Regions from separate parts of the Mus musculus genome. Here regions 1 and 2 are each linked to region 3. A link is a loop called in an ENCODE intact Hi-C map of the cell type or tissue named here. Cell type or tissue: left cerebral cortex. All regions are shown on one strand. Links, peaks and the distances in the headings refer to the core of each region. The heading gives the core; the rest is flanking DNA.

What was found. Peaks named below come from ENCODE experiments on the same cell type or tissue, not always from the same donor. Only the 100,000 strongest peaks of a DNase experiment are listed, where the experiment ranks them.
Region 1: a loop joins it to region 3, with 2.3 times the contacts of the local background. A loop is called at or near these places in 8 of 42 quality-filtered maps.
Region 2: it touches region 3 in a loop (3-fold over the local background); 22 of 42 quality-filtered maps call a loop at or near these places.

What each region holds. Positions count from the first base shown.
Region 1 is chr5:117,515,853-117,518,352 of GRCm38, forward strand. All of the region lies in intron 3 of Ksr2 (kinase suppressor of ras 2), which reads left to right. Among named protein-coding and RNA genes, the nearest start is that of Gm42013, 33 kb to the left of the region's middle. In left cerebral cortex, for the core only: a CTCF peak has its summit at 956 (motif pointing right); DNase peaks (open chromatin) are centred at 230 and 977.
Region 2 is chr5:117,940,561-117,943,060 of GRCm38, forward strand. The region is part of intron 21 of Nos1 (nitric oxide synthase 1, neuronal); the gene reads left to right. Among named protein-coding and RNA genes, the nearest start is that of Gm26995, 2.2 kb to the left of the region's middle. In left cerebral cortex, for the core only: a CTCF peak has its summit at 1,180 (motif pointing left); a DNase peak (open chromatin) is centred at 1,209.
Region 3 is chr5:117,605,676-117,610,291 of GRCm38, forward strand. The region is part of intron 4 of Ksr2 (kinase suppressor of ras 2); the gene reads left to right. Among named protein-coding and RNA genes, the nearest start is that of Gm42013, 120 kb to the left of the region's middle. In left cerebral cortex, for the core only: no CTCF peak of the experiment used is centred there; a DNase peak (open chromatin) is centred at 2,235.

The DNA.
Region 1 (2,500 bases), core at 1-2,500, 91 kb before region 3:
TCAGCTTACACTTCCACATCAGTGATCATCAGTGTAGGAAGTCAGAGCAGGAACTCAAGTAGGGCAGGAACCTAGGGGCAAGAGCTAATACAGAGGCCATGGAAGGGTGCTGCTTACTGGCTTGCTCCCCATGGCTTGCTCAGCCGGCTTTCTTATGGAACCCGGAACCACCAGCCCTTGGATGGCTCCACCCACAATGGGCTTGCCCCACCCACAGTGGGCGGGGCCCTTCACCGCTGATCATTGATTAAGAAAATGCCCTACTGGCTCGCCTCCAGCCAATCTTATGGAGGAGTTTCCTCAATTGAAGTTCCTTCTTAGACGAATCTAGCTTGTATTAAAGTTGGCATAAAACCAGCCAGCACACACCCCAAGTAGGTGCTCCCACGAAGTAGTGGTCTGTGACCATCAAAACAGATTTCTCTAGCGAGTCGAGGTGCCCGGGATGTGGATGTCATATGGACAGAACTTGCTGAATGCCATTCCCACTGGGCAGCTCCTTGTTCCCCTTGGGCAAATGTAGGTTGCGCCCAAAGGGATTTTGAACTACGGGGCCACCTCACATCCCCACAGGAAGCCTGAAACTACCCTTTCCTCCCACCCCCAGAGAGAAGCTGTTGGGCTGGGTTGGCCCACACCAGCCCTGCCCTTGGGATCAGCGCTCAGTGTAGCGGCATCACCCGAAACTTTTTCCTTTTTTTGAGCATTTGTTTTCTTCTGCTCTGTCAGTTACTTTGTGGAGAAGAGATGGGGTGGGGGTGGGGATAGGGATGGGACTTGCTTTGCTTTGTAACTGGATTCCAGGTGGCCCTGTGAAGTAGCTGATAGACTGTCAGGTGTTGGTGTGCCTACATCAGTGCGGTGAGCCACAGAACTGAGGGGCAGGCTTGTATGTTTGCTTTGTATATTTGATTCTAGCAGGGTCAAACGACCAAGGTGCGCTTGTGATGATGCAGTACCATATATGGCCACCAGGAGGCGCTGTCTAACAATCTTCCTTTGGCCCGACTGCAGATTCCCTGGAAGAGATGCATCATCAGCTTGTGCAAACTGGAACCAGAGTTAAATCTTTGGAAATCGAGGCCGGGGGTTGGTGGGGGGCGGGGGGAGGGGAACTGAGGCCTGGGGTTTGGGGAAGGTTGGATCCAGACACAGCAGGAAACGATTGTGGATGTAATTCACAGACTGAGCTTCCTGGTGTACTGACACCCAGGAGTGCGTTCTGCAATTTGGTCTCTTACCGGCTGGTCCTGGTATGCGGACGTCTGAGCAGGTTCACAGCTTCTGTCCGTTCTGGTCTGATCAGAAGGGACCTTGCTGTCACTCACCCCCTCCTAGCATCCTGTCACCCAGGCCCAGGTGACGGTTACCCTGCCAATTAAGCTCTGAAAAGGAAGTACTCTCTTCCAGGTACCAGCAGATAATGGTGGAGTTGAATCAGGCCAGAGCTCCTTGTTTTTTTTTTTTTTTTTTTTTTGTTTTTTTTTTTAATAGGACATTGGAAAGAGCCAGATAGAGCTGAAAAGACCCGAGGGTGGGATCTGGGGCTAGCTCCGGCTGTGGAGATGCCTTCCCAAAGCCAGTCAGTAGAGATATTAGGGAGAGAAGGGAAAAACCTTGAGTTTAAGTGCTGACCTGCATCTTAGCCTTTAACATGGGGTCCAGCAAACAGACGAAAACAAAAACCAAAATAAGCAAAAAGGGCACAGACATATGCATGGGCACAGATGTATGCGCAGGCGCCACAGGCCCAGTTTGACAGAGGCAGGGGCCTGGCACCTTCTTTCACCTGCCCTGGCCAGCCTGTGGCTCTGTTGGGTGTCTGGAGGGTGTGTGTGTGGGAGGTTTGTTTCTTCGATTCCTTGTAGTTTTACTGACTGGCTCTGGGAGGGTGTGTCTACAGCTGGATCCCACCCTCGGGTCTTTCTGGGTCTTTTCGGCTCTTTCCAGCTCTTTCCGATGTCCTATTTAAAAAAAAGGGACCACTGCCTGGGATGTCTAGTCCTAGCCTTTCCTGCTGGCCCAACCACTTCTAGGGCACACAGAGGGGGCACTGTCTTGGCAGTGAGTATAGTCCCCTGTAGGCTCTTGGGCCTTTGAGCTGTAAATCACAGACCTGAAGAAAGGAATTCCTCCCCTGTGCCTCAGTCACCCCCGAGCTGTGACTGCACCACCTGCCTATAGTGGGTTTCCAGAAGACTGTTTCATCCAGGGCTGAGCCATCCTGTGAACTCAGTAGAGAGCAGAAACCCTTGAGCTTACAGAAGCCATTTTCCTGTGGATGGAGGGAGAAACCCTTGAGCCCCGCTAGCGAATTAGAGCAGAAGAAAAGTGCTGGAGCCATAGCCGACCTTTCTGTAACATAGCTGTGAAGTCGCCCATGGTCTGTCACAGAGACTGGATTTATGTCCCCAGAGGGAATGTGTTTCCAGCCTAGAGGACTCGCAGGCTGGGGACTGTCAACTCGTAAGAGGGTCCTTCCTTAATACAAATTGTTCTG
Region 2 (2,500 bases), core at 1-2,500, 330 kb after region 3:
TTTCTGAAAAATTTGCCAAGGTCCTTGGGGGATTCCTAGAGCCAAAGTCATGGTCCCCTAGAAGGGATCACCTTGACGTGTATCTCAAGTTTGCACATTCTGCAGGAATCTATACCCAGCAACAGCACGGCTGCCTGCCAAACGCCATTTCAAGTGGCAGTCACTGCCCGGAGAAAGTCAGTTTTAGGTGCATGTCCGTTCAGAGTCCTACACTAGAGACTCTTGGTCATGAAACCTCTGTTGTGCTCTGAATGAGAAATAGAGGGCTGGAGAGTTGGTTCCATAGTTAAGAGAACTTGCTGCTCTTCCAGAGGACCTGAGTTTGGTACCCAGCACCCACATCAGACGGCTCACAACCCTCTGTTAACTCCAGCTCTGGGGAGATTGGGGATTCTGGCCTCTGCTGGCTCCTACAGTCAAGTGCACATACTTGCCTGGAGAAACATGCACACCTGTATAGAATTTAAACTAATAAAAATAAATCTTTGAATATGCACTGTCTCCCCACCCCCAGACTCCTGCAGTTTGAACACTTGGTCCCCTATTTGAGGTCATGGCACTTTTTTTTTAAGATTTATTTATTTATTTTAATACACTGTAGCTGTCTTCAGACACACTAGAAGAGGGCATCAGATCTTATTACAGATGGTTGTGAGATACCATGTGGTTGATGGGAATTGAACTCAGGACCTCTTGAAGAGCAATCAGTGCTCTTAACCACTGAGGCATCTCTCCAGCCCCTCATGGCACTTTTAATAGGCATGGCCCCCCTGGAAGAAGGAGGTATTAGGGCTGGGCCTTGAGGTCTCATAACCCAGCCGCACATCCCTGTTCATTCCTGGTGTTCATGTGTGCGCTGGGATGGCTGTCTCACATTCCTGCAGCTGCCTGTCCACCATGATTGCCTGTATCTCCTTGAAGTATAAACTGAAAGCAACCCACTTTCCTTTATGTCACTTCTGGTCAGAGACTCAGCAAGCAAGAGAAGTCAGTAACACAGCCTCCAGCAAATGGGGGCCAGTGCAGCTCAGTCCTGGAAATAGAGACCAATAAAAACACCATTCTTAGGGCCTGGAGAGGTGACTCAGTGGTTAAGAGAGCTTGCTGTCCCTGCAAAGTCTGGAATACACTTCTCAGCATCCCCATCAGGGGAGTCCCAACCATCTGTAATTCTAGCTCCAGGACTCTTGCGCCCTCTTCTGGCCTCTGCAAGACATCACACACATAGATACACATGACACAAGACGCAGACACGGACACACATGCAGACACAGATACAAGACACACAGAGGCAAGACACACACACACACACACAGACACACACAGAGACACATAATTTAAAACAAACCTTTTAAAATTATAAAAACTATCTTTTCCTCACAGGTCACACAACGCATATGGCCATCAGGGATTGTTGTACTGGCTAAAGTTTACCCTCCCCAGCTCAGATGCAAAGCCTTGTCCTAGCTGACTGGGCCTCCAGGCCTCAATGGCCTAATCTGAGAGATGGGATAATGATAGACAGCTGCTGCTGCAGACTGAGTGTCTATGGCCCCTAGAGTTCTCATATCAAAATTAAACTCCCTCAGTTAGATTTGACGTGTCACTTAACAAGGGGGTGGCATTAAAGGGTAGGGACTGGGCTGGGAGTGCAGCTTGATGGTTAGAAGGTAGAGTGTGCAGAGGGCTGGATTTGATTACTAGGACTGGCACTGTAAGAGGGGACAGAGAGAGGAAGGAAGCAAAGAAGGAAAGGAAGAGAGAGAAAGAGAAAGAGGGGAAAGGGGGAAGGAAGGAGTGGGGCTTCTGCAAGGCAACCGAGTCAGGGGCTGCGCCCTCATAGATCAGAACAACATTTTTATAGAAATTAGCCAGGAAAACTGCTTCCACCTTTTGCCATGTTAGAACAAGTAGAGCTGGTACCTGTCCAGCAGATCCTCCCATGACACCAGATCTGCCGGCCCCCCAGTCTCAAACCTCCAGAACCCGCATGCTAGATTTCTCTTGAGCAGATTAACCAGCCTTGGGTATTTCAGAATCTCCATGACCATCTCTGTTGACCAAAGACCCACTAAGAGGCAACTTAAGGCAAGAAAGGATTTCTTGGGCTTACAGTTCACAGGGTGCCGTGGTCACGACAGGGAAGGTATGACCACAGTCACATGGGGAGGCAGGGGGAGGGGGGCAGGGGCAGCTGGTCCCATTGCATCTGCAGTCAGGAAGCAGTGAACAGAAAGACCGACTGGACTGTAATATTTGATGGCCCACCCCCAATAACTCACTTCCTCCAGCGAGGCTTCACCCTCTAAAGATGCCACAACCCCCCAAAACAGCACTGCCCACCGAGAACAAAGTGTTCAAACACAAGAACGTATGGGGGGAGAGCTTGCACTTGAACCACAACTGCTAAAAACCCATCTGTTTCAAAGCCAGAAGCGCAGTGCCCCACAGTAGGTACCAAATATCCTCAGGTCAGTTCTCCATCTCCTCCTAGCCCTCC
Region 3 (4,616 bases), core at 807-3,306:
AGACGGTGAGCAGAGACCTCTGAACCAATCTATCTTAGAAATGGTCTTTTTTTTTTTTCTTCAGACAGAGGGAGGAAAGGGGGAACATAGCAGAAAGCATCTAGCCAGATGCCTAGCGAAATCTGCCCCAAATCAGCCATCCTTTCTAATAACGAAGGTTGTCATGAGTCTCAGCTCAATCGGAAATGACAGGCTGTGTAAATATTTGCTCTGTAACTGATTTATAGGGTAGGGAACAACAAAAAATAAGATTAGTCACTAATCATGGGGCTGCAGGAAGAGCAGGAAGCCTGGATGCCAGGCCCCAGTGCCTGCAAGGCCCAGGCCCTAACCCAGGTCTGCACGTACTCAGAGAGATGGGGATGGAGGTGTGGGTGGGTGCTGTGTAGGGCATCCACGTTAGGGTACGGACTTGTGGATCTTTCTATAGGGTAAGGTCCAGGCAGCACTGTTTGTATCCGAGATCAGCCTCTAGCTAGACGCCCAGAGAAGACTGTAAGCTGGAATGTTTTTTGTATTTGACAGCTGACTAATTTCCTTTTGGGATGGGTGCTTTTGAGAAATAGGAGCAAGTGTGTGTGTGTGTGTGTGTGTGTGTGTGTGGTCATCTCTTACACCGCTGTAAGGCTGACAGACTGAGGTAGAACCAACATCCAGGTCAACACACCCAGCTCTTACTGAGTTGCTTTCTGAGTGCATGAACTGTTGGGAGGGCAAATAATGGGCATTATCATTCCTTCTGCAAGTGAATTGTGTCTGTAGCTCACTGCTCAGCCTCTGGCATTCCTTGGTGTGGCAGTTCCCACTCCCTTGTTCTGAACTTCCTGCAGGTTCAGCTCCACACACTGCCACTCAGAGCCAACACCTCCTGTCAAAGCTCTACCCTCAGGGTGGATACTGGCTTTCACCTCCCTGTAGCATCTAAGTATGTGCACATGTGCATGCACACACACACACACACACACACACACACATGCACAGCCTCCATGAACATGACACACAGAAAACACACCCTCTCCAGTCTCTTCTCATATCTAGGCATTAGCTCGGAGGTTCATAAAGAACTGCTCAGACATGACCTTCCAGCAGGATGGAGACCTCCATGTCCATGAGCTGATTAGAAAGGCAGCTGTGTGCATCCAAACCAGGGTCCAAGCTGTAGAAAGCCACAGCTACTAGTGATGGGGCTTAGCTGTTCCAGGAGGAAGAGAGGAAGACCCTGGATGGACTCTTGGTATCAGGGAGAGGCACTGCCTAGCAACCCATACCCAGGAAGTGAAATTCGGGTGTGGCTTTGAGTGGCCCCTTGGGTGAGGACCCAGTGAACCCCAGTGTGGGACCAGGGTGTGTCCTCGATAACCCAGGGATATGAGGCTTCTTGCTGGTGGCCTGCCACAAATGCAGTTGAGTATGACCCAGTTATTCCTAAAGCTTCTAGGGAGACAGTTTCCAGTCCTTGCAGAAGCTATCTGGGAACTTCCACTCAGCCCCACCCTCTTCCATCTTTCTTCTGCAATTCCCTTCAATCAAAAGCCCCAACTAACAGGGAAGAAACAGCAATTTAATTTACCCCTCTCTCAAACCTGGGCTTTGGCCTATCACATAAGTTTCAAGCGTGTATCTTCACAATATATACATTATATATGTCATTTGCATATACATTTTCATTTCTAGGAACATTTTTTTGAGACTGGCTCTCACATAGCCTAGGCTGGCCTTCAACTCACTATGTTGCCAAAGATGACCTTGAACTCTTGATATCCTGCCTCCACCTCCAGAGTCTGGGGATCACAAACGTGCATCACCACATCTGGTTTGTGTGGTGCTGGGGACCAAACCCATAGCTTGGTATATGCTAGACAAATTGCTTTACCAACTGAGCCACATACCCTGGGATTCTCTAGGAATTTATAGAGAACTATGTTTCATAGTGTGTCAACCATATCTTCAACACAGATTACTGGTGAACTTGGAGTATCTAATTGGGAAACAGAGCTACATTCCAAATTTGATCTTGAACTTGGAACGTCTTGAAGAAAGAATATGAAGTCGTGGTGGACTGCGTCTGCCATCAAGGGCATTGCTTTCTTTCTTAGAATAAAATAGAGAGAAAGCGTTGCATACGCCACGTACAATATGCCTTATTATTTAAAAACAGTACTCCGGTTACTAAATTGAAACAGTGGAGACGAGTCTAAAAGTAACGAGGTGTCTGTCTCTGAAATCCGAACACCCTCACAGCCTGCCAACTGCTTCCTCGTGTGGACCCTTCTAGAAAATGTAGATACAGATGTCCCTGCCTCAGTGTGGGGTCTGCTCATGATTTCCTAGTTTACAATGGCGTGAAAGCAATTTGCCTTCAGCTGGAGCTGAGCTTGTGCGCTGGCTTCTCATGTCTCTGTGGGCTGGCAGGATTCAGTGAGATCTCCCTATGCCGGGCAGTGTCAGTGAGCCGTGGTTCCTGTCTGTCACACATTCTTGAAGGGGAACGGCTGCTTTTCTGTGCTGGGCTGGGGAGCTGAGTTTCGAAAGACCACTGGGTGGGTGTATCCAGTGCTTTTTTCAGCCTGTGATAGTTTCACTGGGCAGTGGGTTGATTGGGACGGACCCATGCTATCAGCAGAGGGACAGTGTGCTCTTGTGTGTGTGCCCTTACTTTTCTATAGGACACACCAGTTGAGGAAGCAGCTGGGGTCTCCATGTATCCCTCCCTATTAAATCAGCCAGCTTGGTCTAAAGAGATGGGTCTCCATGGACTACCTCCACTCCCACAACCTCACCCTAGCTTAAGCCATTAATGTCTTGCCCTGACAATCTTTTCCCTAATAACACTGTCTTAGTCAGGGTTCTATTCCTGCACAAAATATCAGGACCAAGAAACACTTGGGGAGGAAAGGGCTTATTTAGCTTACATTTCCACATTGCTGTTCATCACCAAAGGAAGTCAGGACTGGAACTCAAGCAGGTCAGGAAGCAGGAGCTGATGCAGAGGCCATGCAGGGATGTTACTTACTGGTTTGCTTCCCCTGGCTTGCTCAGCTTGCTTTCTTATAGAACCCAAGACGACCAGCCCAGGGATGGCACCACCCACAAGAGGCCCTCCTTCCTTGATCACTAATAGAGAAAATGCCCCACAGCTGGATCTCATGGAGGCACTTTCCCAACTGAAGCTCCTTTCTCTGTGATAACTCCAGCCTGTGTCAAGTTGACACACAAAACCAGCCAGTACAAACACTTTTTTGTTTCCTGGCAAAGAAGATGGAACTCAGGTGTTGCACATGTTTGGCAAGTGCTCTGCCACTGAGCTACAATCCCAACCCCTTACTGAGGGATTCTAGGCAAATGCCCTACAGCTGGGCCACACCCATCTACTCCAATTCCTCTTTAATTAAAAACAAAAATAAAGATTGAAAGAGTTATGGGTGCTTGAGTGCATGTGTGTGTATATGTATGTGTGTGTGTGTGTGTGTGTGTGTGTGTGTGTGTGTTCATGCACATGCCACAGTGTATGTGTAGAGGTCAGAGAAACGTTTGAGAGCTAGTTTTCTCCTTCCACCATGGGTTCCAGGGATCAAATTTAGGCCATCTGTGAGCTTGCATAGGAAGCACCTTTCCCCACTGAGCCATCTCTTCTACCCCATTCCATACTTGCCCCATCAGACTCCACTTTATACTTCAAGCAGGGAGACCCTTTAAAAACACAGTCTCATGGCATCCCCCCCTCCAGCTTCCTGTGGCCATTGGCATAGAATTTAACCTGTCATCAAAAAAATGGCAGAGCAGATCTGCAGCGGTCTGGTCCACTGCCCCCACCCTCATTCTGAGTTCCCTGCCCTGACTGTGCCCTCCTGACAGCACCCCTGCCTCCCTCCTGACCCCAGACCTTCCCAAGCCTCCCTTCTGCCTGACATTCAGGGCTCTACAGAATGCCACACCTGACCTCTCCCGGGTTACCACCGTGCTTCTGGATCTTGCAGCCCCAGACCTGTTTGCTGGGTTACCTGGGGATGAATACACATCTTTTAAAGGCACAGTGACAAAGGGGCCATACCACACACACCGAATTTACTTCTCTGTCCTCCCACTCCATAATAAAAGTTGGTGCACCCTCCACCCTGACTCTTTCCAGCCTGCAGCTCCTCCATCTGATGGAATGGTGGTAATTTAATTGACCACTCCACTCTGAGGCACAGTGAAGAGGCTTTCAGTCTCTGGCAAGGCAAAGTTAATTTTTCTACGATGGGTAGATAGAAATCTGACAAGAGAAAGAAGAGAGGAGAGGGAAGGGAGGATGGGGGATGAGAGAGGAAAGAGTAAGGAGGAGGGAGGCAGGAGATGGAGGGGAAATGGAACTGTTGATCTAGTGGTGAATCATTGTTGGGGTTCCCTCCTCCATTGTGGGAGTTGGAGTGGGTGGGAGTGACCAAGTGTTTCATCTTCTATAGCAGTGGCCAATAGCCACATGCAACTTTTTTTAAAAGTCTGAATTGTATTAATTAGTGAGTATTATTGTTGAATGCACATGTGCACACCCATGTGCCCCAGGGTGTGTAAGTGTGTGTGTGTGTGTGTGTGTGTGTGTGTGTGTGTGTGTGTAAGTCAGAGGACTGATCGTG